2 separate regions of the Mus musculus genome follow, and region 2 is linked to region 1. The links are chromatin loops, found by intact Hi-C in ENCODE. Cell type or tissue: left cerebral cortex. All regions are shown on one strand. Each heading gives the region's core, and the rest is flanking DNA. Links, peaks and the distances in the headings are about the cores only. Region 1 overlaps Susd4 (sushi domain containing 4). Region 2 overlaps Fam177b.

Region 1 (15,812 bases), core at 2,668-10,667:
AAGTTAAAAAAAAAAGGGGATTTTAAATAATTGTTGCTTAGTAAGGGATTCATCATTCCAGTCTGGTTGTCTCCCTAGAAGCATGCCAGAGGGAGGACCGTCCCTGCTGTCAGCACTCCTTGATGCCTCCCAGCAGGACCAGGTGTCCCTGGCCACAGTGGAGCCAGCAAGGCAGCAGAGAGCATGGGGCCCCTTTCACAGCCCGTGGCAGTGACACCTTGGTGGCTGGCAGGACTTGTGCAGACTCCCTCCTCCACTTCTCCCTAGTGGGTGGAGCCAACATTTGAATGACAGGTGTGAGTTATCCCATCAAGGTCAGGCTGCACGAGGAGTTGATGGCCTGGAAGCAGAGGCCATGGCAGTCCTATCAAGAGTCGCAAGGACCAAAGGTTGTTGAAGCCCATGATCCTTATACATTGGCCTATTTTTGTAGACCTGTCCGTCTGTCTGTCTGTCCTCATGTGGCTGCATCTTAATTCTTTCCCTTCTCAGGCCTTTTGACCCCTGTGGCTGTTAACCTCTGTCTGTGTCTTTCCCATACATACTCCCAGGCTCAATGCAAGTCTTTTTCATTTTTATTTATTTATTTATTTAATAAAACACCTTTGTTAGTGAGCATGAGCAGTCTCCTGTTCCTGAGTGCTGAGAGCTCTGTTACCTGTCTGCCTCACACTCACAAGGCCCAGAGGAAGAGTGCGCGGGGCACCAGGGAACTCCAAGGAAAAAGAGGGCATGATTCAGTTGTTTGCAGAGTTGTCAGTCTAACAGACTCATAACAGACCTCGTCCTCTTGAGACCCTCATCATTACCATAGTCCAACGTCCACATGCAGCTACTTATACCAAAGTGCACATCAGAGCGTCTGCTCTGGGGAGGGGTGGGAGGGCAGGCTCGTGGGAGACCTCACAATTGCAACGTGAAATTTCTACCCAGGGATAGATGGCTCTTTATTTTCCCAGAGTCTGAGCAGTGGTGTCTTTTCTGTCTGGCCTTAAGCTTTAAGAAGTGTGGGTCTCTCCTGTGGGAAAGGATTTCCTTCTGAATCGCCACAGAGCCCGCCAGGCTGTGTGAATGTCTTAGTGTGTGTAGAAGGTGCTCGCCCAAGGGCTTGTAGGATGTGAGTGTGGGAGAGAGTGTGGGGCATCAGACAAGTGAACTACCCAGGTGACAGTTCGACACTAGTTGTAATCAACTACGCATGCTCTAAATGTTAGAAGGAAGCTGGTGGGCACACAGTTCAGGAAAACAATATAAAACCTGCCTAGAATCCCCGGAGCCCAGTGAGGCAGGACCGTGGGAGGCTGTTGTATGGTTGCAGAAAGGGGCTTGCTTTCTTCAGGAGGATGAATCCTCAGAAAGTGCTTAGTGTCTATAACATTCTCTTAACATCCAGGCTTCCAAATGGACAGGAAGTAGCACGTGTGCTACTCATGTCCCATTAGAGAAATTCCTAGAAACGGTTTTCTCAAATGGTAGGTCAGGAACAGCAGTGATCATGTGATCACGCAAATACAGGCAAGAGAGGGTCAAGAGAAGAGGTGGCTGAAGCATGACCTTGGAGTTCAGAGTCTGTGGCTTAAGATTCCTGCCCACTTAAGAAGTCTGCACCCATATTTGTAGCTGTAAATTATTAATCCACTCTGAGCTCCTGCGAGTGACCCCACTTCTTGCCACCTGCCAGCGGTCTCTGAATTAGCGAATGAAGACACACACACACACACACACACACACACACACACACACACAACCTTTATATTTTTCCATGCCTTGACTCTTGACTAGCTCAATGGTTGGGCACTTCTTTTTTTTTTTTCTCTTTTTTTTTATTAGGTATTTTCCTCGTTTACATTTCCAATGCTATCCCAAAAGTCCCCCATACCCACCCCCCCAACCCCCTACCCACCCACTCCCCCTTTTTGGCCCTGGCGTTCCCCTGTACTGGGGCATATAAAGTTTGCAAGTCCAAAGGGCCTCTCTTTCCAGTGATGGCCGACTAGGCCATCTTTTGATACATATGCAGCTAGAGACAAGAGCTCCGGGGTACTGGTTAGTTCATATTGTTGTTCCACCTATAGGGTTGCAGTTCCCTTTAGCTCCTTGGGTAATTTCTCTAGCTCCTCCATTGGGGGCCGTGTGACCCATCCAATAGCTGACTGTGAGCATCCACTTCTGTGTTTGCTAGGCCCCGGCATAGTCTCACAAGAGACAGCTATATCTGGGTCCTTTCAGCAAAATCTTGCTAGTGTATGCAATGGTGTCAGCATTTGGAAGCTGATTATGGGATGGATCCCTGGATATGGCAATCACTAGATGGTCCATCCTTTCGTCACAGCTCCAAATTTTGTCTCTTTAACTCCTTCCATGGGTGTTTTGTTCCCATTTCTAAGAAGGGGCAAAGTGTCCACACTTTGGTCTTCGTTCTTCTTGAGTTTCACATGTTTTGCAAATTGTATCTTATATCTTGGGTATCCTAAGTTTCTGGGCTAATATCCACTTATCAGTGAGTACATATTGTGCGAGTTCCTTTGTGATTGGGTTACCTCACTCAGGATGATGCCCTCCAGGTCCATCCATTTGCTTAGGAATTTCATAAACTCATTCTTTTTAATAGCTGAGTAGTACTCCATTGTGTAAATGTACCACATTTTCTGTATCCATTCCTCTGTTGAGGGGCATCTGGGTTCTTTCCAGCTTCTGGCTATTATAAATAAGGCTGCTATGAACATAGTGGAGCATGTGCCCTTCTTAACGGTTGGGACATCTTCTGGATATATGCCCAGGAGAGGTATTGCGGGATCCTCCGGTAGGACTATGTCCAATTTTCTGAGGAACCACCAGACTGATTTCCAGAGTGGTTGTACAAGCTTGCAATCTGTTGGGCACTTCTAAACCTTCCTGTGGCTAGCATACGCTCACCTCCCGTGTTCCTGAGTTAACACTTTCTAAGTCCATATTTTATTTTTGCTGCCCTGTTTCCTTCTGGGCAGCGCCCCCCCCCGGGGGGGGCCGCTTGCTGGATGGTTTCTCTCCTGCAGCTCTTCAACCTGATCTTTAAGCTTCGGCATTGTGGCCATCTATTCCTTCTCTCCTCTGCGTTTCTTGTCCAGGAATCCTAAAAGCCCCGCTTCTTTCACCCTCAGCAGCCATTGGCTGCTGGCTCTTTATTGATCAATCAAAAACCAATGGGAGATCAGGGACACTCAGTGTCTGGATGTGTAGATTGCCGTGTGATTTTGGGAGCCTAATTAAGACAGAGCATTAGAACCAATCCCCAACACCTACTAGTTCCCCTGCCTCTCTTAGTTTGGGGGCAAGGATGGGTTGGTTTGGAGTTTACACTGTGTTCACATTCAGGAAGGACAGGAGGAAGTGAGGCTGGGCTATGGAATCACAAAGCTCACACCGGTTTGCTATAGGAAGCTACTCCTTCCTAAGGCTCCACTGCCTTCCAGCCCTTGCTTGAGGTGATCCCTGCCCTCCAGCTGGAGACCAAGGGTTCAGATACATCAGCCTATGTAGGACATTTTACATTCAAACCAATTCTGCCCCCCAACCCCATCCTGCAGTGCTCATGGAGATAAACCAACCCCGCCTACATCCCACAAATCTCATGGCTATCTTCAAATGCAAAATACATTCTAACTTCTAAAGTCCCCGTAGTCTTTAGCTGTCCCAACATCGTTCTAACGTGCGCAGTCTCTTTTGAGACTCGAGGTGCAGTTTTTAGAGGATGTTACAGTCTGTCACGGAAGGGAAGGCGTAACAGCGGATGAGAGAAGTAGTTGGTCACACTACACTAGCAGTCGGTCCCTAACTGCTGAGTTAGAGGATCCTGGCCAGAAGTCCTTCTGTCAGTACATCTCTAGAAATAAACCAGGGCTATGATTCTCTCTAGAAAGGACCAAACATCCGGTGAGATTAGACACTGAAAAGAGAAGACACTCAAATTGTCGCCATTTGCTGTTTTAATTAAATGCCTGTGAGATTCATATTTTCATCTGGCAAACGTTTTTATGCTTAGCTGCACCGGAGTCTACAAGACCCAGAGAGAGAGACAAGTTAGTTAGTGAAGATCTCTGCTGCTCCGGGCCTCCCATAGCTGGCAGTGCTCTCAGTGGGACTCTGCTGCCTGCTCTGAGGCTGGGCAGAAGGGCTTCCAGAGTGAGACCGTCCTGGCTCTGAGAGAGCTGAGAGAAGAAGGCTGGTGAGTCCTTGCCGCTGGGTGGGTCATCTCCAGAGAGTGTGGTGAGCTTTTCCATTTGATGTTCCCCAAGAAGGAGCCTGTCTTTCTAGAGCACTGGTTCTCAACCTTCCTAAAGCTGTGGCCCTTTAATACAGTTCCTCATGTTTGATTCCCAACCATAAAAGTATCCCCATTGCTGCTTTATAACTGTGATTTTGCTACTGTTATGAATCATAGCATAAACATCTGTGGTTTCGGAGGGTCTCTGGGCATTGAGACCCACAGATGGAGAACCTCAACAGTAGAAGCTTTGTCTTATGATGATTTCAACAGTAGCTGCCCCCGTGTGGCCAAGGCTGTCTCGGCCTCATGCCTGTGAGTGAGGTAAAGCTGACCGCTCCTCAGAACCGCAATGCCCAGAGTGAGCCCCTGTGCCTGTCCAAGGCCCAGCTCACAGCGTAGGATGGAGATGTAATCGGTGACGGATCCAGTCACAGAGCAGGCTGCAGTGTGATTGCCTCAGAACCCACTAGTGCCCAGGAGACTTTTAGATCGGCATTCTTTCATAAGAAAAGGAAGAAAAATAGAAAACTGAAGAACTCTATTTGGCCAAATGTGAAATAACTTGAAAGGTTCCAATTTGAGATCAAACCTCAAAGCCAGCTTGGATGTGGAGGACTTTTTTTTTTTTTTTTTTGGTGGTGGTCTTTGTTCCCAAGTCAAAACACATTCAGGTATAAGAGGCAGCTGGCCTGGCAGGTGCTAGGCATGATGTCTCCCTCCTGGGATTCCTGCCTTCACCAGGAAGCACCTGAGGACTTCAAAGCGCAGGCAGCAGGGATCTGAAGTCTTCTGGCTAGAGGCGGCCTTTGTCTGCAACAGAGAACTCCTAGGAGACAGGCTGCCTCACCTCACAAACCCAGCGCCCACTCTCACGCTGGGAGGGGGGTAGGAGGTGAAGGGATTGGGAGGGGGGGGGAGAAGAGGATAGGCGGGCAACTGAGAGCACTGCAGTCCAGCCCCATCCCGAGAGAGTGGCTGTCAATCATGGCCCATGATGAACCCCACTGCTGCCAGGTCACCCCCTCAAGCCACAGGTAGGGTCCTCTGGCTCACAGGTGTGAGCTGCTTGCCGCCTTTCACCAACCAAGCGAGAGAGACTTGGAATCTCTCCCTTTTCTACCTGGTAGTCCAGATAACAAAGGTTGGGTTAGACCTGCAGCTTAATTCTCTAGAAAGTATTCTGCCTAGAACTCTGAAAGCAGAGGAAAGGCAAGACGAACACCACCCACCCATGGATCTGACCGTTATTTTTTTCCTGCGGTGTGAGGTATTGAACCTAGGGCCTTGGACATGCCTGGCAAGTGCTCTGGTATTGAGGTCTATCCATGGCACCTGGTTTTTTAAAGACTCTCCAGGCTGACCTGAAATTTACTGTCCCCTTGCTTCAGCCTCTAGAGTATTGAGATGACAGGCTTGGGCCACCATAGCCAGCCTCCTGATGGTCATTTTGAATTACGGATTACAGAAGACGAAGCTGGAGACATGACCAGTACATCTCCCATTCATTCTACCATGCCAGGCTCAAACACCTCCTCTGCGCGGATGAGCGGGAGCGTCGGAGCTGGCTTGGCTGTGCCCACTGAGGTCTCCACACACAGCTCCAGGCTCTGGCCCTACCAAGTTGCTTGGCATGGAGGAGGGCTCATGCTCCTTCCCCCACCCCTCCCCTCTGTACCAGCATTCTTGAGCATGAAGAAACAATATTCCTGTCACTGTCCTTAGAGCAGTCCCTTGCTGGAAGAGAGGTCCCCCCCCCACTTCTTCCCAGCCCTGACCCCAGATGTATTCTCATTCCCCAAACTGCCTTAGCTCTCTTGTCATGTTGAAGTTCCTCCTCCAAGCCCACACAGTAGGGCCTTGGATCACTTCCTGGTCTTAGTCATAAGCAGGTGTGACGTCAGCTGCAGAGAGCTCTCTGTCCTCCCCAAGCCTTGGATTAGATCTCAGCTAAAACCACTGGAGGCTACTCTGTCTGGACTCCAAGGAGAACAGAAAGGCATAAGAAACATGATGCTCCTGGAACCCAGGGCTTCTGACACCATACCCGTGACCCTCTCCGATCCAGAGGCCCCTTCCTGACAGCTACCGGAGACCACTCTGCCCAAGGAGACTGCCTCTGAGAGGTGTTGGTGGGGGTCAAGATTCCAGTTGGGGTGGCCAACCAGCTCAGTCACACAGTCAGCCCTGGTCCACTAGGAGCGACCGTCCATCCTGTCTGCTTGTGGAGGGCTATCTGAGAGACAGACATGCCCTTTGTCAACTTTCTTCAACCTTGAGTCAGTTCCAAGTAAGGTGTTCTTCTACAGAAAGGAAAGAGGCTGGGTGACTGGTGCCCCTTGGCCTTGGGTGCCACATGCAAGGAACACAGATTCAGAGACAGCCCTGCCCCAAGATGGCGCTCTTTCCCTGAACTTCCCATTGTCTCCCTTGGAGGGACTGCCTAGGCCGTGGTGTGACTTGCTCCTTCCCCGCCACTGTTCGTATAGCCTGGAATTTTAGTGTGCAAAAGACTTTTCTGCATGTGTGTGGTGGGGTGGAGAGGATGGGGCATATGATTGTCCCCAAGATGCACTGAGTGTCCCTCCGTACCATGGCGGGCACTGTGGGAGTTACTTCTCTCCCCCCCACCCCATCTGCTTCTCAGGTAAAGCCCCAGTACCACCCAGGGCTGTACTGAACGCATGAGGCACTGCTTATTAGAATTCAAGTCTTGTTCACCTCAGCTGTAGTGATAATAGCAGTGACCAAGCGGTCACCCGCCCCTCCCCCTCAGCTCCTCACCCTCTGAGTAGACCAGCTGGCGGGGTGGGGAGGCACAGTCTCCATTAGCCTCTCCTGGCCCTTTGGGCTCCCTGCAGACTCACCCGCTATCCCGGCCGCAGCTGGATACGATATAAAATTGAATCAGCAGAAAGCGAAGAAAAGAGCAGTCTCTGCCTTTTCCTCTCTCTTCTTTCTCCAGCGTAGCAGTGAGGCCTCTCTTTGCAGGATGTGCAAGGAGGCCTCCTGGCTTATGCTTGCCCCAAGTTCTCCCCTCCCCCACCACTGCGCGGGAGAGAGGGGTCGGGTAAAACATGATGAGGTGGCTTGGGATTACTGTCCTCCAGGCTCTTGCAAAAGCGGTTCCCCCATAGCTTTGTCCCAAGCTGGTCCTGTTCCAGCCAGCTCTGTTTGACATTTTTCACAGAGTGTGTTCCTACTGGGGGATGATTGGAAAGAAGAGTTGTGGTCAGGTTTCTTTATGTGCTGGCTTGCTTGTTGGTTTGTTTTGTCGTTTGTGCAACCCTGGTTGGTCTAGAAGTTGTTATGTAGCTGAAGCCAGCCCCAAACTTGCGGCAATCCTCCTGCCTCTGCCTCCAAAGCTGAGATTGCAGCTATGTGCCACCACACTTAGCCATAAAAATCTGGAAAATGTGCCCTTAGTTCTGCCTTCCTGAGAGTAGAGGAGTTGCTAGGATTGTAAAACTCCCTGCATCCTCTAGGGAATGGCTAATTTATAACCTCAGACAGGAACCTGGCTTACACCAGGCAAGGTCGTAGAGGTTTGGGGAGCTTATCATCAAAAATGAAGGGATTTTCACTTGCTTTGAAGACAAGTGTGTGTTTCCTAGGCCTGGGAGAGAGGAGATCTTGGGCTTGCTCCACCAGAGGGATTGGCTCTTGAAGTCCTGTCTGAAATACTCAGAGGTCAATTGTGAGTGCAGACGCAGTGCTCTGGTCTGGACACAATGCTAGTGGTTCTGTCCCCCTTTGGGTACTTTGTGCCCTCACAGTGAAATGCCTGTCACGGGCACTGTCTGCCTGACAGCCACCTTGCCAGTGACCCCGAGGAGGTATTGTCTTAGCAAGCAATCCTGTTACTGTATTGCTCGTAAGCAACCGTAAATTCTCCTAATGCTGTTTTCATGCGCTGCTGTACACGACAGCAGAGTGATTACAGAGAAGAGTGGCTTGCACGCCACACCAGCTCTCGGCACCACTGCCGTGCCTAACGTTTCCTTTCAACAGTGAGTTACTGCCAGTGATGACTTCCACCTCGCCAGCTACACAGGCTTGTGCTTCAAAGAAACTTGGTCCTAACATTGAGAACAATCTGTCCCTTCCTCCACCAGGACTCCACTTCCTCCCTCTCTTTCTCCTCCTCTTCCTCCACTGCCACCTCTACCCCTCCTCCTCTTCCTCTCCCTCCTTCACCTTCTCCTTCCTTTATTCTGCCTAAATTGAATTAAGAAACACTGATTTGTCTCTTTAAAACATACACACATTTTTAGAGCTGAAGAGAGGGCTCAATGGTTGCCTGTTCTCCAAAAGGTCTGTATTTCATTCCTAGCAGCTAAGAACTCTAGCTCTTTGTAACTCCAGTTCTGGGGCATCTTCTGGCCTCCCTGGGTACTGCATGCATGTGGTGCATAAACGTGCATGCACACATGCACCTCCCCCCAAAAATAGCCAGATTCCCCCCCCCCATTTTTCAGGAAGACCTAAGACTTCACTGGTGTTCATTTCTAGCCCATCTCATTAGTATCCCACCTCACAGATAGGCTCAGCTCTCCTTCCTCCTCCTCCTCCCACAGACTCACCATTCAGTGAATTTACCCCTTGGCAGGGCCTGCCTTGCCTCCTTTCTTTCTTTTACTCTTACTGGAAATGAGCCCACCAATGTCTATCTCTCCTGGACTTTGACAATGAAATGGTTCTTCTTTTTAAACTTCATTTAGGGTGCTACATCCACTCCAGTAGTGACAAGCATGACAGGCCCCATAAACCTGGGCACTGTCCCGAGGTGAAAAGTTCATGGAAACTTAGTCTCCTGGAACCATGGCATCCTGTATAAAGAATGCTCCAATGTCCTTGCTTTACTTGGTAAATGGATCTGTGTGCTTTCCCTTAATATTGCTTTATTATAAGTGCCTTTATTTGACATATAGCTAAATTAGATTCTAGGCAGTCCTTGAGCCAACCCTGGGCATGGACAGCTAAGTCACTGCCCTACGCAGGAATTTACCATTATCTAGGAAGAAGGAAGTTTGTGATCTAAGGAGGAACCAGAGTAGATACTTAGAACTATAGATAGCTGAGTTACACTCATACACAGGTATTTAGGCCTAGGGGGAAGGTGGACTATATAATAGACTAGAATAGGAACTATGGCAAGGGCATGAAGGAACCATTTCCTGCATCTGCCCCCAAACAGGTTCCCCAGGACAAGGGGCCTGCCTGGTGAGAGTGGCTTCTAAGTTTAAGTTGACCTTAAGGTGGGGTTGTTTTTGATCCCAGTTGTTAACATTGAATTTTATCCCAGTTGGTTCCTGCCAGTCCTTCTGTGTTTACATTCCTCTGTTTTATGTAAGAATCCGGTAACCTCATTGTACCTTGACAGTGTATCACCTAACTTCCCTATTTTCTTCTGTATAAAAAGTTTGATGCTCGATTTGACAAATCACATTCAGATCCAGCACACTCTTTCATGTCTGTGTCTGTCTGTCAATCCCCGCCGACTCTATGCCCATCTGTCCGAACCCCTGATTCCCACGGATTGAGGGGGGCCGACTGGGCCCAGTCCATGGCATTAGGGGGGAAATTTCAACTGAGACCAAAGGAGCAGGACAGGTGATTCTTCTTCCACAGAGAGACCCCAAAGGAAAATCACTCCCCTACCAGGCCAGAGTCTGCCTCCCCACAGACCCAGTCCATCCACTCTCACCTGGCAGGCCGCTTGTCCTGGGGAACCTGTTTGGGGGCAGATGCAGGAAATGGTTCCTTTACTGGGTCCAGGGTCCTCACCAACTATGTCCCTGCTATGGCCTGCAGTCCTTCCCATTGCCCCACAGCTGAGCAAGAACAAAGGTTCTGGAAGGCGTAGCATCAGCTTCCTGGAAGAAGCAGAGAGAATCACCAACCGTGGCCAGTGCTTTGAGCTCCTCAGGAGAGGGGCGGCTTCATTATGCTTGGGATATAGCTGGCCCCTGCAAGTGGGAAATCCTCCATCTTTGCCCTTAAGCCCTAGGATCTCCTCCACCCCTGTGCCAGGCAGGATTTATTTCCCCTTTCCTCTCTGGGAAGTAGGATGGCCTGTATTTCATAGTAATAAAACCTCTTGCAATCAGGTACAACACAGAGAGTAGTAAATCCCCCACATGCATCACATTGGGGCCGTGCCAGCCTGGCAGAATGGTCTGGGATCATTTTCCTTGTTTTCTTTCTCTCTGCCAGCTCCCACCCCTCACCTACTGCCCCTTGTGAGGCACTAGGCATATGAGCAGTAGCCCATAGAACAGCACACAGGTCCCTGCACACCTTGCCTTGTGAAGCAGTGCCTTCGGCAGCATCCAGATCATACTTGAAAACTCCACCGCTCAGCGCCCCCAGCCGTGCGGGCTCTGCGCACAACATGTGCAACAGGCTCTGTACTGGCTCTCTCTCCTTCCCAGGCTTTGTTTGCTTGTTTGCAGACAGGGCACGCCTCTGTTCTCGCTTCCACTTGCCTCTTTGCTACCCTTCCTCTCAGCATTTGTTCATCTGTCATGACAGCGCTTTTCACAGAATAACATGTGCCTTTTCTTGCAGGAAACACTGGCACACTTAATTCTATCACAAGTCTTAGGAACTCTGCCCGTAGGCTGAGATGTAGCCATTTTCTATGCATAACCTGCAACCACACCCAATGAAAGAACCTAGTGGGGAAACCCCCACTCAATTCCCGAATCAGAGTGCACCCAAGGAATCATGAGAGACTGTCTTGATGCAAACACATGAGGTAGTTTAATGACGGAGTTCCAGGCCAACACGTATCTCACACAGGAGACAGAGGTTGTTGACCACGAGGCTTGAAAGCTAAGGGTTTTTATAGAAAAGGGTCTGGGGCTGGGGGAGGAATTGGCGAGGTTTCACACGATTGGTTCATTTAAACATCAGCAGAATGATTACACATCAGAAAAAGAGTATGTGCAGATCAGGGCGTCAGGAATTCTGAGGGCCGGGTGCTTATCTAAGACAGCAAAACATCTGGTTAACATTTAACCCAGGTCAGAAGGGCGGGAGATAGGGAGGCGCCAGGCCAGTCCGGACATTCTTGTATGTCTTCCCTATCTTTATGGCTAGCCAGTTCCTGGGATGACTTTACAGCCTTTGTTCTTTACTCTAGGCCCAAAAAGCCTTCCTAACTAGCAAGTCGCATGAGTCATGGACCTTGAATTTTAATTTTCTTTCACCAACAGTGTGTGTGCACACTTGTATACATACTCACACAGGACCAACAGTTGCCTCTGGATACTCTCTCCTCGTCTGCTAGGGCCTTTTATAAGTTTTATAATAAAAAAGCGCACATTTTTAAGAATGAAAAAAGATGGCCCCAAAACTCAAGGCTCAGCCTGAGAGACTGAGGTGAGAAGAGCTGTGGGCCTTGTGGGTCCCAGGAAGGTGAAACCAGAAGGTGGAGCCTCCTGGTAGGAAGTGATCTTTGATCCTGGCAGCTGAGAGTAATTAAGGGGTTAGAAAAGCACCTAGTAGTGATGCAGTCTTAACATCAGTGCCTGCAGAGCCTGCTTCTCAGTGTAGCTTTTCGTTTGGCTTGTTAAAAGTAGGGCTTGAGGCTCCGAGGTTCGTTACAAGGATTGGGGCAAGCGCAGTGGCCCTGTGAATGGCCAGAGAACCACACGGGGTGGACTAATGTTAATGCTTGAAACAGTAAGAGGAAGGCTTAACATATAGACATCTCCTGCTTCCAGCCTGTCTGAGTAACACAGGGGGCAGGTTGCTAGGGGGCCGGGGACAGCAAGATGTCCCATGGGTAAAGGTGCTTGCTGCCAAGCCCGACGATCTGAATTTAATTCCTGGAACTCACGTGGTTGAAGAAAAACACTGACTCTCACAGGCAGCTCTCTGCCCTCCACACACAAATAAGCAAATGTGAAAATAAAACAGACACCACATTTGTGCTATATTGAGTTGCCCTAGATTACCCTGGTTGCAAAGCCAGCGCCCAGTGTCCAGTGTGGGGGACTTAGGTTCCAGTTTCTTAGCTGCCTCTGGCACTGTACATGAATAGGTGCTAGTTGAGTCAGAGTTACATCCTAAGCCTGTACTCGTGTTCCCTTGGCCACCAGTGCTCTGGGGTGGACTGGAAATGGTACGAGTGTATCTGTCAAAAAGAACTCTGTCTGACTCAAACAGACTGATGTCTGCCTAGAGCTTATGGTAGCTTTTCAGATTGGGAACCTAAGAGAGTCAACCATATCCCTTTTCATCCCTGGGTGTAGGGGCTAAGCCAAACATATGTTCACTAAGCACACAGCTGTGTGTTTACGAAATTCGGTGTCCGGTGTCCAAATGCTGCCGTTAATTGCTCTGTACTGGTGGGCAATATTTCACCCATTGGTGCGTTCACACTTACGAAGGGGGGTATTAGTATTTATTTTAAAGGTGCTAGATTTAATTTGGTTATACAGTTGTAACACTTAATCTTGTGTTCCTCTCAAGCACACACGGCACTATTTCTGTTTTCTTTTCTTTTTCTCTAATCTAAGAAACTGCACTTGATAATGAAACAACTGATGAGGAACAGTTAACTATTGGGGTCCAGTCAGAAACCTTGTAACACTGAGCCATTAAAATGTTCACTGTTCTGTGCTTTTAAGCAAAATTTTTATTGTAATTAAGGGAAATACAGAAGAGAGGAGAGGAGAGGACAGGAGAGGAGAGGGGTAGAGACTGTATGTGTGTCTTGGCTATACAATGAGTCTGTTTCAAAAAGACAAACAAAAATCTTGAGATTCAGAAAACCCCACACTGATTTATCTGTGTGCCAGAGTGGTCTAGCCTGTGGAGGGGGAGTTTGAGCATCACCAGGCTATCCTAGCCACCTTGAGCCTTGCATGGTCTCTGGTGGTGCAGGCCTTTGTGAGCTTCAGAGAGAGGGAGAGAAGGCAAGTGACAAACGCTCTCTTACACGAGAGCTTTCTGGTCTACCTTGCAAAGCACAGGCCTCCCTTTCATCTTGAACCCCTGGTTTCATTTAAAGAAATAAAGAAGTCACAATTGCCATCAGGAGTTCCAGCTGAAGCCGGTTATGTGTTGAAAAGGGAACCCCGACTTCAGAACACCATAGTGTATTCTCACCTGGCGGCAGATGAGACTACTCAGTTTAGCTGAGGCTCCTGTCATTTCAGGGAACAGTTGCATCTTTGGAGCATGGAAACACATGTTAGCTTCTGATTCCAGCCCCTCTTTTCCTGCTGCAAAGACTGTCAGTAAATCGCAGGTTCGCACCAGCTGCCTCACCTGCTCTTCCATGGCTTCTTTGCGGCTGTGGCACCAGGCGCATTTCACGTTGCTTATGTGAAGCCTCGTTTTTGTTTTTACACTGAAGTCTAGCAGCTATCAGCAGTGCATACTGTATTTCCTCAGGAACACCCCATTGCAGTGACTCTGAACTAGAGAGCATATCACAGCCCCTCCCTTGGGACTACTGGGTCATATTGATCTTGAACATCATCTGTCAGCGTATCTCAGAGCAGGTGAACACCATTTTCTACCCAGCCTGGAAACAGACAGAGCCCAGTTCATGATCGTTTACTTACTTGGGTGGACACATTTATTGGCGTTCCGTGTTGTTACAACAAATGTGGAAAATGTAATGTGCTGTATAACGTTTATTGATTTTTTTCCCTGAGCTAAAAGCAAAGTTTGCAGGTGTCACCTTGGAAACAGCTATGACTTTGGCATGCAGGGGTCTAGAAAGCTTCCTGGACTCATTACCTGAACTTGAGTCGGACTGGGGACAGCTGCTACAGTGACAGTTTTAACTACTCCAGGCCTGCAGATCTCTTGCAGGGCAGAAGTCGAGTGATTCTGTACATATCTACCTGAAACCATAGCCTCTTGCAGAACAATAGAGATGATACAGTAGACTGCCTGAAGGTGAGGTCAACACAGAGAACCATGGCTCTTTTCCCATCATGCCTTGCTCTTCAAGGTCAGACTACAGCTTAAGAACCAGCTCCTTTGCTCCTTGCCCCTAGGCTTGTCTACAAAGTCTCCCTTAGCCTCCCTAACGTCATTGTGAGTGTGCCTCACCCGGGCATTACTCTAACACAAAATTTGTGATTCAGTAAGTTAGGGTGTGACTGGAGTCTGCACTTCTAGACTCCTAGCTCATCCAAAGCTGCCTGCTGATCTGTGGACTCCAGTTCCCCATAGTAAGGGCTTAGTGAAAGATCAAGACCAGACCAGATACTATGGCAGTGTAGTTCCCATCCTAGCTCTGCTGAAGATGCTAAGCCTGCATCCAGCAGTTGGTAGGTGGAGGGAGATCGGTTTTCCCCAACTGTCTATCACAACTGCACAGAGCAGGGCACATTAACTTGGATTGCCCATTAGAATTACTCAGGGAGTTCTTAAGAGCTAGCCAAGGCCAAGACCCAGCCCTGACCAATTAGGCAGAGTTCCCCAAGTGATTCTAATATGCAGTCTGGGCTGGGGAACCACTGGCTTAAAGCATTAAGACACTGTTCAAATATAGCTCTAATACAGCAGCAAGAGCGCATGCTGGCTGCAGTAACAGCAGTGAACACATTAAGAAGGTGCAGCGTGCTACTTCACATAGCAGGACTCATGTCCGTTACTTATACCTCATGCCAAGGGTAAAGCAAAGCGGGGCTCTGAGAACACTCATAAAGGGTTGTGGTGCCAACAAAACAGACGTTGATATCGTAGTGCGGTGTGAGTGGTGTCCAGTCAGTGCTGCCTCTCCTCACAAGGACCATGGGTTCCACTGTCTTCAGTCATGGCTTCAGATCCCTCTGTGAAATCACTCCTATTCTAGAAAATATGGAAGAGACTCATGGGTCTAGCCTGGACTCATGGTACCCATTCCTGTGTGTTACTTCTAATAGTCACAATCCATTGACTAGACCCAAGACAGACACAGAACCATGGGCAATGTAGGCTGGAGGAATACTCAGAAATAAGAGAGAAGTGTGGCTGGTGGTGGGCAGCAACCTCTTACACTAACTTTGTGGGGCAGATACAGCTACATGACCGAAGCTCTTCCCTACATGAGGAACATGTGTGAGCCTTTAGAACAAGTGAGAAGGAAATGATGAGAGAACGCATCTATACTCATGGTCTGGAAGAGTTTTAAAACACTGGAGACCAGGCATTACAGTGTTCTGCACTTATTACCCCTCCTGCCTCCATGAAAATTCATGAGGAGCCTAGGCTGTTTTTAAAATTTATTGTCCTCTTTTGCATGGATTGAAATATATATATATACACACACATATATATATACACACACATATATACACATATACACACATATATATACACATATACATATATATATATACATATAAATCTAATGCATGCATATATATATACACACACACATATATATACACATATACATATATATATACATATAAATCTAATGCATGCATATATATATACACACACACATATATATACACATATACATATATATACATAGAAATCTAATGCGTGTATATATATATATATATATACACACACACACACACACACACACACACACACACACAGTTCAAGG
Region 2 (15,812 bases), core at 2,983-10,982, 390 kb after region 1:
ACAGCTTTTCCCAGCACATGGGAAAGAATCTCCTGACACAGTAGTTCTCAAAATTCCTAATGCTACAACCCTTTAATATAGTTCTTTATGTTATGGTTACCTCTGAACATAAAATTATTTTCACTGCTACTTCATAACTGCAAGTTTTCTCCTTTTACTAATTGTAATATAAGTATCTGTTATGCAGGCTATCTGATGTGAGGCCTCCTAAGGGGTTGCCACCCACAGTCCTGTTTTCAGAGAGCAGGTTTCTAGACAGTTACATTGCTATGCCACCATGGTGATTTCTCTGCCAATCTATGAACCAAAGTTATTTCTTCTCTCCACAGCCAGAGCACTGAGGAACTGGAGAACGCTTCTTGTACGTGCTGTCAGCACAGACGGTGAATGACTGATGCACATGTCTGCTATTCTTATGTTCTTCCATGCTCTCCTTTCTTCCTTTAACCTCATGCTGCAGTAATGACTTTTCATATTAAACATCACCCAGGGGCCAGGAAGGTGGGTAAAGGCACTCACTAGCAAGCCTGACAACCTGAGTTCAGTCTCTGGAAACTGAGGTAGGACAAGAGAGTCAGGTCCTGTAAGTTGTCCTCTGACCTTCTTATGCACACACACACACACACACACACACACACACATGTACATATGTATGTACATACATACATGCAAACATGCACAAATACACATGTACACACACATGCACACACACATGCACACATATACACATGCAAACACACATACACATACACATGCACATGTACACACATATGCACATGCACATGTACACACATACATACATGCACACATACACAGGCAACACATACACACACATGCACTCACACATGCACACATGGACACACACACACACACACAAGAACATGCATGCACACTAAATATAAACATTCCCCATTGGTATTACCATTCTGTTTCTTTCCCTTAATTGGATGCAGACTGATACAATTGTCTTGAGACCAAAGAATCTGAGAACCTTGGCCTTAGAACGTGAGTTGCATGTAAATGGCAGTTATCTGTGTCAGATAAGTTTAGGGTGTTTTGAGTGATAATGAAATAGGAGTCTGCAACACAGGCACATAAAAGATAAAAAAGGCACTATAACTGTTCAAGAGAGCATTGCTGTAGTCAGCATTTTCCAGTCTGATGTGACCAGGTATGGTAGGGTGTGTGTGTGTGTGTGTGTGTGTGTGTGTGTGTGAAATCCTAGGCAAAGACAATCACTGTAGCCAGTGCATGAGAAGAGGGGTGGTATCACTGTAACCACAGGCAACAGCTTGGACCATAAGGCTTCACATACAGACTAACACACACACACACACACACACACACACACACACACCACACACATCACACACCACACACACCACACACACACACACCCCACCACACACCACACACACACACCACACACACATACACACATACACACACCACACACACAGGTGGGGGTGGTGCAGAGACAGAGTAATATGAACTCTTTTAAGTTAGTTCTTGTATCAAATCAACTTAGAACAAAGTTTTTTCCCCTAAGGGTTAGAGGATAAATCAAAGTATGAAAGAGCTGCCAGTTCACACAGTAGTAGGTCACCTTCCTAAGTGACAGTACTTCCAAATGGCTACACCTCCAAAAATATGAGGAAAAGTAGTTGCTGACATTGAAAGGTTGACTCACAGGCAGGTATTCAAGACCAGGGGAAACCGTCTAAACTTCTGCTCGGTCTCTAGATGTGGCCCCATCTCCTTTACATCTCCAGCACTGAGCTCAGCCTTCCTTTGAATTCAGTACATTTGTGCACCTGTCATGTGCACGGGGCTTGCACTAGATGCCGCGGATGCTGCAGATGTGAACAGGTCAGGATGACCTTCCAGAGGCTTGGGTAGAAGGAAGGGGTTAGATATGAGATCTAGACACAGTCCTTCATGCAACGTCACTCTGTTTGTATTTGAAGGTGGTAGAAGGAAGGCTGGGAGAGCTGAGAAGAGGGCATGGGAAGAACAAAAATGGAGGTATGAAGAGGGGAAGGAATGAGTGGAAACTTACTTTCCCTAGGAGTCAGGCTAGCCACCCACAGCACTGCTTTCACACGGAGTTACAGATACTGAGCATGGTCATGCTCAACCTCCTGAGAGACATTCATGTGAGATGATGGCACCAGAAGTGCCTTTCCCTTCATTCTCTACCAAGCATTCTCCACACAATGAGTTGGTAACTGCCAATCAAAAGATGCTGAAGAAAACGCTTGGGATGGCTGCTCCCCATGTTGGATTCATTTGCTGGGCAGAGAATCTCATTTCCACATGGAAGGAGAGCATAGTTCACGTAAGGTGTCCCTGGGAAGAGTCCTCTGGAGCAGCGCTTCTCACAGCCCTAATGCTGTGTCCCTTTAAGCCAGTTCCTCATGTGGTGGTGAGCCCCAACCATGAAGTTATTTTGTTGCTACTTCGTAACCATAATTTTGCTGCTGTTGTGAATATGTGATATGCAGGTCATCTGACATTCCACCCCTGTGGGGTCTCGACCCACAGGTTGCGAACCGCTGCTCTAGACACCTACATCAAGATCCCCTCTTCCTGTGTGCCCATAACACGAGGATTTTCAAAAACTCACAAGGGGTCTTTCATTGCTCCTGTAACTAGGAACCACTGTCTTATGGGATCCTGGGAGGTGGGTAGTATCTTACAACCTCAGAAAAATGCACCTATGCCCAAAAGAACAGCAAGCAAGCAGGTGCAACACCTGGTAACTCAGAGACATCGAGTTACTTTCCCACCCCCAAAGTTTCTTCAGCAATAGCACCAAGATGAAAGAGCAGCTCAGGGAGGAGGTTCACGCCCCCCAGCCGTGCCATCATTAATATTTTACTGTCCTTGCTCCTCTTGGCTCTAGCTATCCATCCCTCTGTCCATCAGTCACAGTGTTCCGATGCATTTAAAACGAATTCCGGACCTCACGGCTTTTCCCCGTAAGTATTTCAATGTGAGGGCCATTAATTAAGGCTCATATTTCATCTTTATTCTATTTGCAGTAATGGTAGTACTCGGGGAATTCATAAATTGCATTGTATGTGTGTATTCATGGTATGTGTGGAGTCAAGAAGACAGGCTTGGGTGTTATGCCTCTGGGGGTGGGGGGTGGGGCAGTCCCTTGGTTTTTTTTCCTTTTTGAGACAGGATCCCTCACTAGGACAGGAAATTCGGTGGTTAGGAGGCTGTGAACTGCAGGAATCTGTCTGCTTCTGCTACCCAGAGCACACCACAATTCCAAGCCTTAAAAAACAAATCAACAGAACAAACAAAAACAAAAAAACAACAAAAACAAACAAACAAGCAAAAACCAAAGCCATGGATTCTGAGGCTATAACTCAGGTCCTTCTCATTGCAAGTACCACACAGGCTGTGCTCTCCCTAGCCTCCAGATGCACACATTTTAAATGTTCATTGTGTAACCCAGTATGTAAAACCGTGTGATTAAAACTGCTACCAAGATATAAAACATTGCCACACCCTTGGAAGTTCCCTTGTGCCCTGGCCCAGTCACCCCACCTCTCCCAGGCTCCTGCTTCTCAGGGCCAAGCACTGTGCAGGTTTCCCCAGCACTGCACTGTGCAGGTTTCCCCCGCAGGCAGTTTGGGCTGTTCTGGAGCAGCATGCTAATGGAATCCCACAGTGGAATAAAGCATGCAACCCCCTATTCAAACCAAAGCTTCGATCACTCAGTAGGCTGCGTTTGAACTTCACACTTTTTCTTGCATGAAGTTGGGTTTGTTTGGGTTTGGATTTGGTGTTTTGTTTCGTTCTGTTTTGTTTTATCACTAGCTTATATTCTATTTTGTAGATACATGGGGTTGTTTTCCCATTTCTCTATTGTAACACTGTGTATTTTGTAACCAATTATTGGTATCAGACTGTATTTGTGGGAAGTATTTCTACATTCTGTTAAGACCTATCTTGTACAAAGTAAACGCCACACACACACACACACACACACACACACACACAGAGTTACCTGCCTCTTGGATTTAGAGCGTTAGAACACTGATGGTGAGTGATGTGCGCTGAACAACTCTAGAGACCGTGAAAAGAGCAGAGGAGACAGAACACTTTAAAGTCAAAACATCTATTTGTAAGTATTAGTGTGTGTGCGTGTGTGCACATATGAGGTCGGAGAACACTTGCAGGAGTTGGTCCTCTCCTTCTATACGTGGGTCCAGGGAATTCCACTCTGGTCGTCAATGTTGGCAGCAAGTGTATTTCCCTACTAAGCCGTCTCCCTAGCCCCAGAGTACTCTCAATACTTACAATTTGAGTTTGTTTGTTTTTAGAGGAAACCTCCTTGCCTTGCATCCTGTTTCAGTGATTCCATAATCAACCCAGCTGCATTTTGTTATAGTTGATTTTTTAATATTTGCCTCTCCAGTGAACTAGAAGCGCCTTCACAGCATAGAGCCTGGTACAAGATAAGTATTTAGTAAACATTTCAAGAATGATCAAACGGAACTGGCAAAATGACTTGACAAGTAAGGTTACTTGCCACCAAGTCTGAGGATCTAAGTTTGATACCTGGGACCCACACAGTGGAAGAAAACTGACACTTGCAAACCTGTCTTTTGACATCAACATCAGCACCATACCAAGCGATCCCCTCAGTAGAATAAATGTGCTTTCTAAAAAGGAGTGAATAAACAAATTTAAAACCTACACTGAATGATTTCCTTACCCAGGCTGCTGACTGACTGTGTGCTCTGCATGGTTTAGGCTGACTGTGTGCTCTGCATGGTTTAGGTGGCATTTGCCTAGGTCTGTGTCACATCTGTGTCTATGGACTCTTCCAAGTCCTTTCTCCTTTGTATGTTCTTTACTTCTAGCCTCTCTCTCAGAACGGATGCCTGGGGTAGGAATGTGCATTAGACTCCTTCAATAGAGAGGTAGGGCTGAGGACTGAGAAGTGGAACCGATGGCCCAGAAATCAAAGCTCACCCTTGGAATGCCCTGACCCTGAATCACAAAAGGTGCTAAGATCTTGAAGTCCCACTTCCTGATTCATCAAAAAGACCAAAGGATGAAGAGTACCTTCAGACCCTCTTGGATTCCAGGAACCAACATGTCACCTGACAGTAGATAGCCTTCAACAATATCACGTGGAAGGGATAAGGAAGGGGAGGGAGAGAAGCAAGGGAGAGTAGCTTCGAGCTGTAAAATGGTTTCGCTAAAACTGTCATCAGAACCCAGTTCTCTCCCCCAGTCCGGCTCAAATGCCACCATCTTTTTGGCATCTTTAGCGTCACTGATCACATAAGGAATGGCATCTACTTCCCTCTTCCTGACGGCAACTTAATTATGAAAGCAATCTTCTCACATCGCCGCCACAGCTGCTACTTCCAGGTACCTGAAATGCCGGTGCCCCAGCTGTCTTGATTGAGGCCCAGTTTGTAGGAAAACAAGACAAAATACTTTGCTGCCTTGATTCTGGTGGGAATTTAATTTAATTAGCATCTGATTTACACAATGCACTTCTGACAGCTGTGTTTGTAGAGTCTCCGTGGAAGCGAGAAATTACCATCCATTGAAATCATCATCTAGACTTATTTATCATCCTGCCGCATCTTCCCAGCCTTGAGCGCTGGGGACTTCTGTGTCTTTCTGGCACGCTTCAAGAAGGTTAAGGTAAATAATACTAAAGTGAGTGCACCGGGCTTTGCAGGGGTGCTTAGTGCAGGCTTGTTCTGCAGCCTTAATCGGGTCAGGGCTGGAAGGGAGAGGCCTTGGAGGCTTGATCAAAGGGCAGATGCCTTTTCATGTTGGGTTTTAAGAAAGATGAAAGATCTCAAATGAAAAAATGCTTAACACCTGGGCAGGAGCTGCTGGCCACTCTGAGGAGGGTGGCTCAGGGTGGATGGGAGAGACCGAGGGTAGACACACACCGGGACTTCTTCAGGACCTACAGCTTGACTGAGGCAACTAAGAAATTGGGGGAGGGGGAAGTGCTTAGGTTAGTGACTGCCTGGCTCATAAGAAATCCTTGTTGGGGCTGGTGAGATGGCTCAGCGGTTAAGAACACTGACTGCTCTTCTAGAGGTCCTGAGTTCAATTCCCAGCAACCACACGGTGGCTCATAGCCATCAGGAATGAGATCTGATGCCCTCTTCTGGTGTGTCTGAAGAGAGCAACTGTGTACTCACATACATAAAATAAATAAATCTTTAAAAAAAAAGAAAGAAAAAGAAATCCTTTAGCCCCTGCTTTACAGGTCTTTTACTTAAAGGGTTTACAAGTGTTACTATGTATCTTGTAACTGGGAAGCCTCCCTCAGGGACCGAGAGACATTCTGGAGAATATAGTCATTTGTAGAATAAGATGGCCTCCTCCAAAACTCCATGGGAAGGCAGGATCCTAGCTTGTATCATCCCTGGCTGATGCACACAGTTAATATAAGTTCCTGCCCAGCCACCGGCCTGTTAAGTCCTCTACTGTCCGTTCCCTCTAATGTGCCTCAATCAAAATGGCACTAAGTTCCTCCTCCTTCTTCTGTACATGTTAAAATAAGTCTCCCCTTTTCAAAGTGTTGCACAGCAGATCCTGCGAGGCACCTCCAAGTCTGATCTTAGGATGATCCTGAGCTGGATCAAATAAAAGTCTCCGAACAATGGAGTTCTATGCTCAGAGCAGGGAGCTAATTGAAAAGTGCTGACCAATATTACAGCAAAGGACTAGAACAGTAAAAGCCTTGAAGGATACCAGCAAAACCCAAGATATTGCTGGACTCATTGACTCTCAAAAGCCCTGGAAACCCCACTCACTAGCCAATCAGAGTGAACCTGCCTCCCATTTCCTGGTTAGCTAATTTTTCAACAAAGCTTTTTCCTTTGTCATAGTATTGGCTTCTCTGTACATGGGTGTATTTGTTTCCTTGCTCTGGAGTCATCCAGACAGGACTGAAGGATCTTCAGAATGGTTAAGCCCAATCAGTTCACTATCCCTTGTGTTGAATAAACCAATCATCTAAAGAATTATTAGTGTGGCTTAATAGATCATTATCACACCGGGCAGGGCCTGTGAGATAAGATATGTACACATGAAGCTCAGAGAAGGGAGAACATGTGTCTAAATTTGGGTGCAAGGAGGGGGAAGGGTATTCAAAGAAGTGACAGGCGATTGGAGTCTAGAATGAAAAGACTATTTCATTGCAGGTGATAGTCTTGATGGGAAGAGATAAGAGTTAGAAATCCCAAGGGGAGAAAGTATGCAGAGATTAAAAATCATGATATAAGACCACTTTCAGGGAGCAAGGAACTTTGCTGATTGAGATAGGAAAGAGAGATGAGTTAGGCATTGTCCAGACATAATGGTGAAGAATTTGACGTTGTACTCTGTTGCCATGTTGATCTTTGAAAATGATCAAGAAGAGAGACATGACAAGATTTACAGTTGAGAAGGAAGAGTCTTGTGTTCCACAACTAAAAGCAGTAATCAAAAAAATAGGCCCAGGGGCTGGAGAGATGGCTCAACAGTCAAGAACAATGACTGCACTTCCAGGGGTCCTGAGTTCAATTCCCAGCAGCCACATGGTGGCTCACAGCCATCTGTAATGGGGATGGCTCAGTGGGTAAAGCTGTTGCCATGAGGACCCCAGTCTGGAGCCCATGCAATCCCAGGCACAGCACTGTGCATGTGGAATCCCAATGTTCCTATGGTGAGAAGTGGGTAGGGGTGGAAGGATCCAGTATACTGAAGGGCTAGCTAGCCTGATGTATGCAGCAATGATCAACAAGAGACACTGTTTCAATATAGTGCACCAGTATCCAAAATTATCCTCTGACATCCACACATATGAAGTGGGACATGGGTACATCACACGCATATGCACAAAAATTAATTATACATATGTATATATAATGTATATATTATATATATATATACATATACATATATATGCCTGTCCATTGAAATGCGTTTTCAGCTATTGGAAAGAATAAAGCGTCACAATTTAGCATGGCAGCAAAGAGTCAAGTTTGTAGCTTGCACAGCAGCAGGAGTGGTGGCACCATTAGAAAGAGAAACACCCACCAGAGAGGCTGCTGGGAAAAATCAAAGCAAAATGTCTCCTAGCTCAGCATGTCACTTGTGTACCTGAAAACACCCATTTCCCAGAAATCCTCCTGTTTTATACAAGGGTAATGTTAGAATTGAAGTGCAGTTTATAAACTGTACAGCTTAGGACTTCTCAAAGTGGACTTCTTAAGCTGCTGCTTTCCGGGATACTATGTGCACAGCCCCTCTCGTCACAGATCCTTCTGGAAAGAAGAGTATACTTTATTTATCTGCCTTTTACAGCTCGCCAGTGCACATGAATGTGGGAAGGATAAGCATTTTTCACTTTGTTTAACCAGACTCCTCCAAAGATTAAGTTTTGGAGATTCCCCTTTTCATATTAAATGCCTTAATACCCAGAAGAAGATATCGAAGGTATAGTAACAAACACTAGATCAGATATCTGACATCGGGGGAATTCAATGACTTTTCTAAAAGCATGTGCACTCTGAGTAGCAGAGTAAGGGCTAGGATTACCACGACTGACTCCTTAGCCCGGGCTTGGCTGTCTCTAGGTTCCTGGTGTCTACAAAGGTGGCCTATGGGTCTTCACCAGCCAGAGTGCTGACTCTGGTTTTTCTGTCTTTCTCTGTCTCCTCTCTTCCACAATATGCAAGAAGTTCCTCCAAGTCCCCAAGATTTGTGAGGACCTTTAACTTCTCTTTTCCTAGCACTTCCCACCTGTCCACCAAAAGGACTAAAGTAGTCGCTACCAATATGGGGACAAGTTGCCAGGGAACCCTTCCATCTTAGCTTGACCTATGTTCCTAACCCACCCACTCTATGAACAAAGCTCTCTTTCTTTCAAATTTTTCTTTCAAAATCTTTCTGCCATAGGTAAACCCTCTGTGCATATTCTGACTCTATACTGCCTTCCTCCTTCTTGTAGAATCTGATCCCAGCAGCCAAGCATCCACACCATGATGGGATTCTCTGAACCAAGGTATGAAGATCTCCCCTTAGAATAGTGGAAACGGCTCTCCACAGACCCACCTTTCCTCATCACCTATTTCCCATACAGATCTAGGATCCATGTATAGACAGACGTAAGTAAACATTGAGAGGTATCCTGGTTGCTGTTGTTTCCTGTTGCTGAGATAAAATATTCTGAAAATAAAGCAACTTATGGGAGAAAGGGGATTATTTCAGTTTATAATTTTGGGTTACAGTCTATTATTGTAGGGAAGTCAAGGCAAAGCAGCAACTTCAAATAACTAGGCATATCACACCCACAGTCAAGAACAAAAGGAGCCGGGCGTGGTGGCGCACACCTTTAATCCCAGCACTCGGGAGGCAGGAGGATTTCTGAGTTCGAGGCCAGCCTGGTCTACAAAGTGAGTTCCAGGACAGCCAGGGCTATACAGAGAAACCCTGTCTCGAAAAACCAAAAAAAAAAAAAAAAGAACAAAAGGAAATGAATGAACACATAAACACACACACACACACACACACACACACACACACGACTGCTTGCAATCCATTTGGCTTCTTCATTGTTATACAGTTCAGGACCACCCCTGCCTAAGGAATGGTGCCACCCATAGTGAGCTGGACCTTCCCATATCAATTAACTTAGTTAAAACAGTCTCCTGCAGGCCAACCCAAGTAGGCAATCTGTCATTGAAACTCTTCTTTCTGGTGAGTCCAGGTTGTGCCAATTTGAAAATTAAAGTTACCACCATAGGAAGTGTTGAACATATTCTGTTTCCCACAAAAGTCATATTGTGGCTGGAGGGTAGAAATGTGAAGAGAAAGACTCCAAAGTGGACACATGAAACAAACAAGTTGGCAAAAGAAGACTGAAAACCCCTCTCCACTGGGGCTTTGTGTAGCGAAAAGAATATGTTCCCGCATAGCCCACGGCATACATATTCAAGAGAAAGTAGGCACCATGCAAATGACCTATGAGAGTCATGAGATTGTTGATGCAGGGCTTTTGAGCAAGTCTTTCCTAGCTCATTAGCACACTCTCATCTAAATTATCTTTCCTTTCCTTAATAAATTATCTCTCTGTCTATCACTAACCATCTGTCCTGGTGCAATTCTTTCTCCTGGGTCACAAGAACCTGGAAATTTCAGCCACTGTCCCTGGAGTCTAGACATACTCAATAACACTCAAAAGAATTGAAACAGAAATGCACATAGAAGAGAATTTTAATATACACTCTCGCTGCTCAGTGTTCTGCTTTAGTTATTGTCCTAGACACCAACAGAACCAGGGTAACACTGACAATCACTGATGCTGCCCTTGGGGGCCATCTTGCTTTGTCCCTGAAACTAAGACATTTCCACCAAGACAACTTAAGACAAATCTTTACCTTAAGATACATTTTTTTGCCCCAAATCCACTCAATTCTAAATAGAGTTTTGTCTGTACTGTCTTACCTTACATAGCTGGTCAGCCTGAGGGCAACTCTGATGAAAACATAAAGGTTGCAGAGGGGGAAAGGCCACTTTCATCTAAGGCATCCCCTGAGAATGCTTCACGGTTCTTTTCCCAGAAAATCATACTGCCGACTCAAAATAAATGAGATGGCCCGAACCAGGCCACCCCACTGGAGAAGAGCTTTGAATGGTATGCTCACACTGCATTTGGTTAACATCACTTGCTCCAGGAGACCTGTTCTTCTTAATCCTTCTCAGGACAAGCCATACAAACTAAGAAGCTGGAATTAAGATGGAAGTCTCTTGAATATTCACCAGGCCTTTCCTTGACAAGGCATTCTCCCCCGCCCGCTCCCCCAAATTCTGAGCATTCCCTTGTAGTCTCTGGTGAGGACTCCTGAGCCTGTCTTTTATCTTCTCATTGTCCCAAAGTAAGCTGGATGGGGACGGGGAGTTTGGAATTCATACTGTGTTCTACATACTTAATCTGCGAGCTGAGTGAACGCAGACCTAGGCTTTTCTTCATAAATATTAGAGTCTCTGGTGGTGTCACCTGGGGTGCCAAAGGGAGCCAAGATAAAGGGTTCTGTGCAATACTGGAAGAGTGTGAACACGTTTAAATCTAAGTCATATGAAGCAACATAAACAGAGCACAGAGCTGTTTCTGCAGGTTACATCATGGGAATGACAGGCCAACAGGCTGGTGGGGTTGCTCAGTGGTAACTTCTTTTTTTTGGGGGGGGGGTTGTTTTTTTTTTTTGTTTTTGTTTTTGGTTTTTCGAGACAGGGTTTCTCTGTATAGCCCTGGCTGTCCTGGAGCTCACTTTGTAGACCAGGCTGGCCTCAAACTCAGAAATCCGCCTGCCTCTGCCTCCCGAGTGCTGGGATTAAAGGCGTGCGCCACCACGCCCGGCTCAGTGGTAACTTCTTTTTTTTTTTTTTTTTAATATGTAATAAACATGGGTTTATTTCATAAATGCAAAAAGAAACATTCAAAGTAAATTAATTGGATTTATAATATTAACAATGCATAAATGTGAACTGTATGATCTTTTCAATAGATACATAAAAATATTTCTAAAAGTCTTACTGGGGTAGGTGACATGACTTTGATTGTAAAGGTGCTTGCTGAAAGTGGGAGAAATAGTTTTCCTTAGGGAAGAGCCCCTCCATTGTTTATTCAACTGCTGTGGCCCTGAAATTACATTATTTTAAATGTCTGTTTCTCAAGCGATACTAACACATATGAATAAATGAAGAATCATAGAATATATGTGTTGAGACACACAACAGATGTATGTATTTCTTGTGCTTTTTCTTTGGCTTTCGTTTTTCTGTTTGTTGTGTTTGTGTTAGTCTTTTTTTTTTTTTTTAACTTATCTTACTTCATTTTCTTTTCTTTTTTTTTTTCCATTTTTTATTAGGTATTTAACTCATTTACATTTCCAATGCTATACCAAAAGTCCCCCATATCCACCCACTCCCACTCCCCTGCCCACCCACTCCCCCTTTTTGGCCCTGGTGTTCCCCTGTACTGGGGCATATAAAGTTTGCAAGTCCAATGGGCCTCTCTTTCCAGTGATGGCCGACTAGGCCATCTTTTGATATATATGCAGCTAGAGTCACAGTGGTAACTTCTTAATGACTATTGAATGCCATCATATGATGAAACTATGTTCATCAGCGTTCTCCAGGGAAATAGACTCAACTCAACGGGATTTATTTAGAGGCCCTGGCTCATGTACTCATGGGCCTGGCAAGCCTAAAGTCTAGACAGCTGGTTAGTGGGCTAGAAATGCAGGTAACATTTCATCCTGTTGTTTTGTTTTGTTTTGTTTTGTTTTGTTTCCATATGTGTATCTAATGGATTTTGATCATACTTAACCTTTTCTTATCTGTCTTCCATCCCTCCCTCTGGACCCCTTCTTCCCCTGCCCCCCCCCCCAATCCCCCTCTTGTTTTCATTATGACCCACTAAGTTTAATTAGAGTCTACCCCTGAAGAAAAGCCACTCCTCGTCACCACAGCAGCTATTGATTTCTAAGAGCTCCTTGGATAGTGGGGACTCTTAGGTGTCCCTTCCCCCATCCATGCTAAGATGTTAACAGGCTTGATCGTGTGCAGGCCTTGTGCTGGTGACCAGAGTTGCTGCGACTTTGTAAGTGCACTACCCATGTCCTGTCTTTGAAGACACTTCCCAGCTCAACGTCCACATTCTCCAGCCTTTCTGTTCTTCTACCCCTCTTCTATGATGGTCTCTGAGCCTTGCAAACAGGAGTGCTCTGGCTGTCCTGGTGAGGACTGAGCACTCCACAGTAACTCAAAAACAAAAAAAGCAGCTCTCCTGCTCAAGGGCAGAACCAACCTGAAAGCACAAAGAAACATTAGAGGGCAGTTTGACAATGCTTACATGCTAAAGTTTTGAGACAGATCTTTTTCCCTCCCTCAAAACTCTAGTTTTGCTCCTCAAAAGCCTCCACTAACTGTCTTAGGCCCACCCAGACTATTGACTGCTATTACCTAGAGTCAACCAACTGTAGATGTTAACCATTGTCTACAGAATATCTCTACAACCTAGATTAGTACCCCAAAAATCTGGATCCTGTTCAGATGATACATGGAACTAAGGGATGAGTGGCCCAGTACTTCAGAAGCAGAGGCAGAAAGATCTTCAGTTGGAAGCCAGCCTAGGCTACTTGGTGTGGTCATTTCAAGAAAGATGCCTTGATTTACCAACCACCTCAGCAGCCAAAAAGGAAACTAGATATTTTAGTCAGTTGCCCCAAATTAGCATTTGTAGCTCCATATACAATTTCAGGAACCAATCTGCTTACAATTTGAAGAAGAACCAATACCAATATATTCTTCAGAGCCAACTTGCCTGCAGGAAGATGCCATCTTACTCGGACAATGAGACTTAAGTTTCCTTCATTATACCTGAAGACTATCATGAATATTTAATTTAAGGCTATTTCCTACAGAACTTTACTCAATTCTGAATAAAAATTTGTCTCTATTACTAGCCTCTGGGCAGCCTTGAAGAAAACAGATAAAATTCCAGAGAGAAATAACATCTACTTCCTTTCAAGTAATTTTTCCTAATAAAAATACTGCCCCTCGGAATAATCAAGATTATTGGGACCATGCTTTGCCCTCCCATTCTCAAGGTAAGCGATGCGGTGCTTCCTAGAGAGCTCCATGCTTTCCCATCTCTCCCTTGAGAAGCTATCTGCTATGCGTGCTCACTGGTGACAAAGCTCTGCAAGGTACCTGGGTATGAAAATGGTTAAAGGTTTGCCTGGGTTCGCTCTGCTACTGGTAGAAGAACTAATTATTGTTCTTACAGTTGGAAGTGGTGCAATTTGGCAGGGGATAGAAAATTTTTATGGGGATAATTGAAGGGCATCGTCACCAAGCAGCCTGCAAAGATGAAAAGGCTCAGCTCTTCCTGGCAGGACTGCTCACTCAGGGAAAGGCACTTGAATGATTTATGTTGGTGATAAAGGTTGGATGCCTGTGTGCATTTGTCAAGAGCTTCTCTGATCACCTTAGGCTTTCTCAATCGTTACTCTGAAGGTTAAGGTCTGGGTAGCTCAATCATTGGCAAACTAACCTTGATTTGCCTATGTTACACACAATAAAATATGTTGATAAATAATCTAAAATACCAACAATCAGAAAGTCATTTAAATTTAGATTAATCCAGAAGACTTATAAACATCAGATATGTACCTCTTACAGTTCTGGAAGCTGGAAATCTCTAGGTGTCAGCGTGGTCAGTGTATGGGACAATCCACATGATAGACCTTTTAACTGACTGATTCTGGCTTCTTATACACAAATCTTCTTAAGAGGGACTCACTGTAGCAACCTAATCATCTCCCAGGGCCCATCCCTAAAACAGTCACAGTGAGATTGAGGTTTTGACATTGAGTCCACACGGAAGCTGGATTTGTGGGAGAGGGGTGGGGACACATTAGTCCCATAGTTCAACTGACCTGCAAACACTCACTGACCTCAAGGGGAAGCATTCTCCTCTCTTCCTATAGAAAAGAAAGGTAGCATGTGGGAATGTTTGCTGGGCGGAGCTCACTTCCCCATACATCACATTCTGACTTATGCCTCAGTTACGTTTCTACTGCTGTGATAAAACACCATGATCGAGTAACTTACAAAATAAAGCGTTGAGTTGGCTTACAGTTTCAAAGGGTTCAAGGCATAGCAGCAGCCACAGCAGAGAGGGCATATCCTAAGACACAATTGAGAAGGAGAGCGAGACAGAGACAGAGACAGAGACAGAGACAGAGACAGACAGACACACACACACACACAGAGAGAGAGAGAGAGAGAGCAAGAGCGAGAGCGTGCATTGGGAAAAGAGTGAGGATTTTAAACCTCAGAACCTGCCTCCATGACACACCTCTTCCAACAAGGCCACACCTTCTAACTTTCCCAAACAGTTCTACCATCAGGGGACCAAGCATTCAAACAATATGATTCTACAGGGGCTATTTTCATTCAAGCCACCACAGCCTAGTTCCCTAGAACCATCAACAAGTATTTATTTGATTAGTGGATGGTTTTATTAGAAAAGTTTAAAAAAAAAAAAAACACTAAAGCTGAAAGAAAAAGAGCAACTAAATCAAGTATAAATTTTTGCTTTGATCTGACACCTGAGGCGTTTGTAGCCAGTGCTTAACTGTGAGATGTGGCCCCTGCTGCTATCCATAAAACCCTCAGATTGACTTCCCTTGAAGCTGAATAACAGAGCATGTCAGATAAAGAGCTAAGACTGCCTAGTGAGGACAAACTATTCAAACCCATGAAAGGAAGATTCTCACTCAGCTGCCTATTAATCAGTTTCTCCAGTGAAATGAAACCAATGGGATGGAATGATAGGTAGGTGGGAAGGTGGGTGGGTGGGTAGGTAGGTGTGTGTGGGGGGTGGGGGGGTAGGTGAGAAGGTGGGTGAGTGGGTGAGAGGGTGGGTGAGTGGGTGGGTGGGTAGGGAGGTGGGTGGGTAGGTAGGTAGATGTTATTATGGGAAATTAAATAGATATTATTATGGAGAAAGGGCTCATTTGATTACAGAAGCCAAGAAATCACACAGTCTGCCACCTGCATCCTGGGATTTCAGGAAAGTCAGTGGTAGAACAGATCAATCTGAGTCCAAAAGCCCGAGAATGGTGTGAGATGGGACAAGCAGTGACCTAGGTCTCAGTTCAAGGGCTGAGAGTGGGCTGGGGTGGGCAGTGGATGTCCCCAAACCCCAGGCCAGGAGCACAAGAAGAACCAAGGTGTCGAAGATCAAATAGAAGACA

What was found. A loop is a pair of places that touch in the nucleus more often than their neighbours do. Peaks named below come from ENCODE experiments on the same cell type or tissue, not always from the same donor. Only the 100,000 strongest peaks of a DNase experiment are listed, where the experiment ranks them.
Region 2: it touches region 1 in a loop (2.2-fold over the local background); 2 of 42 quality-filtered maps call a loop at or near these places.

What each region holds. Positions count from the first base shown.
Region 1 is chr1:182,861,953-182,877,764 of GRCm38, forward strand. All of the region lies in intron 5 of Susd4 (sushi domain containing 4), which reads left to right. Among named protein-coding and RNA genes, the nearest start is that of Tlr5, 85 kb to the right of the region's middle. In left cerebral cortex, for the core only: CTCF peaks have their summits at 4,557 (motif pointing left) and 6,643 (motif pointing right); DNase peaks (open chromatin) are centred at 4,609, 6,126, 6,624 and 7,138.
Region 2 is chr1:183,247,262-183,263,073 of GRCm38, forward strand. Fam177b reads right to left here. Exons shown (of 6, transcript XM_030244966.1): 6 at 7,039-7,068. The coding sequence ends at 7,039. Among named protein-coding and RNA genes, the nearest start is that of Fam177b, 21 kb to the right of the region's middle. In left cerebral cortex, for the core only: no CTCF peak of the experiment used is centred there; a DNase peak (open chromatin) is centred at 6,765.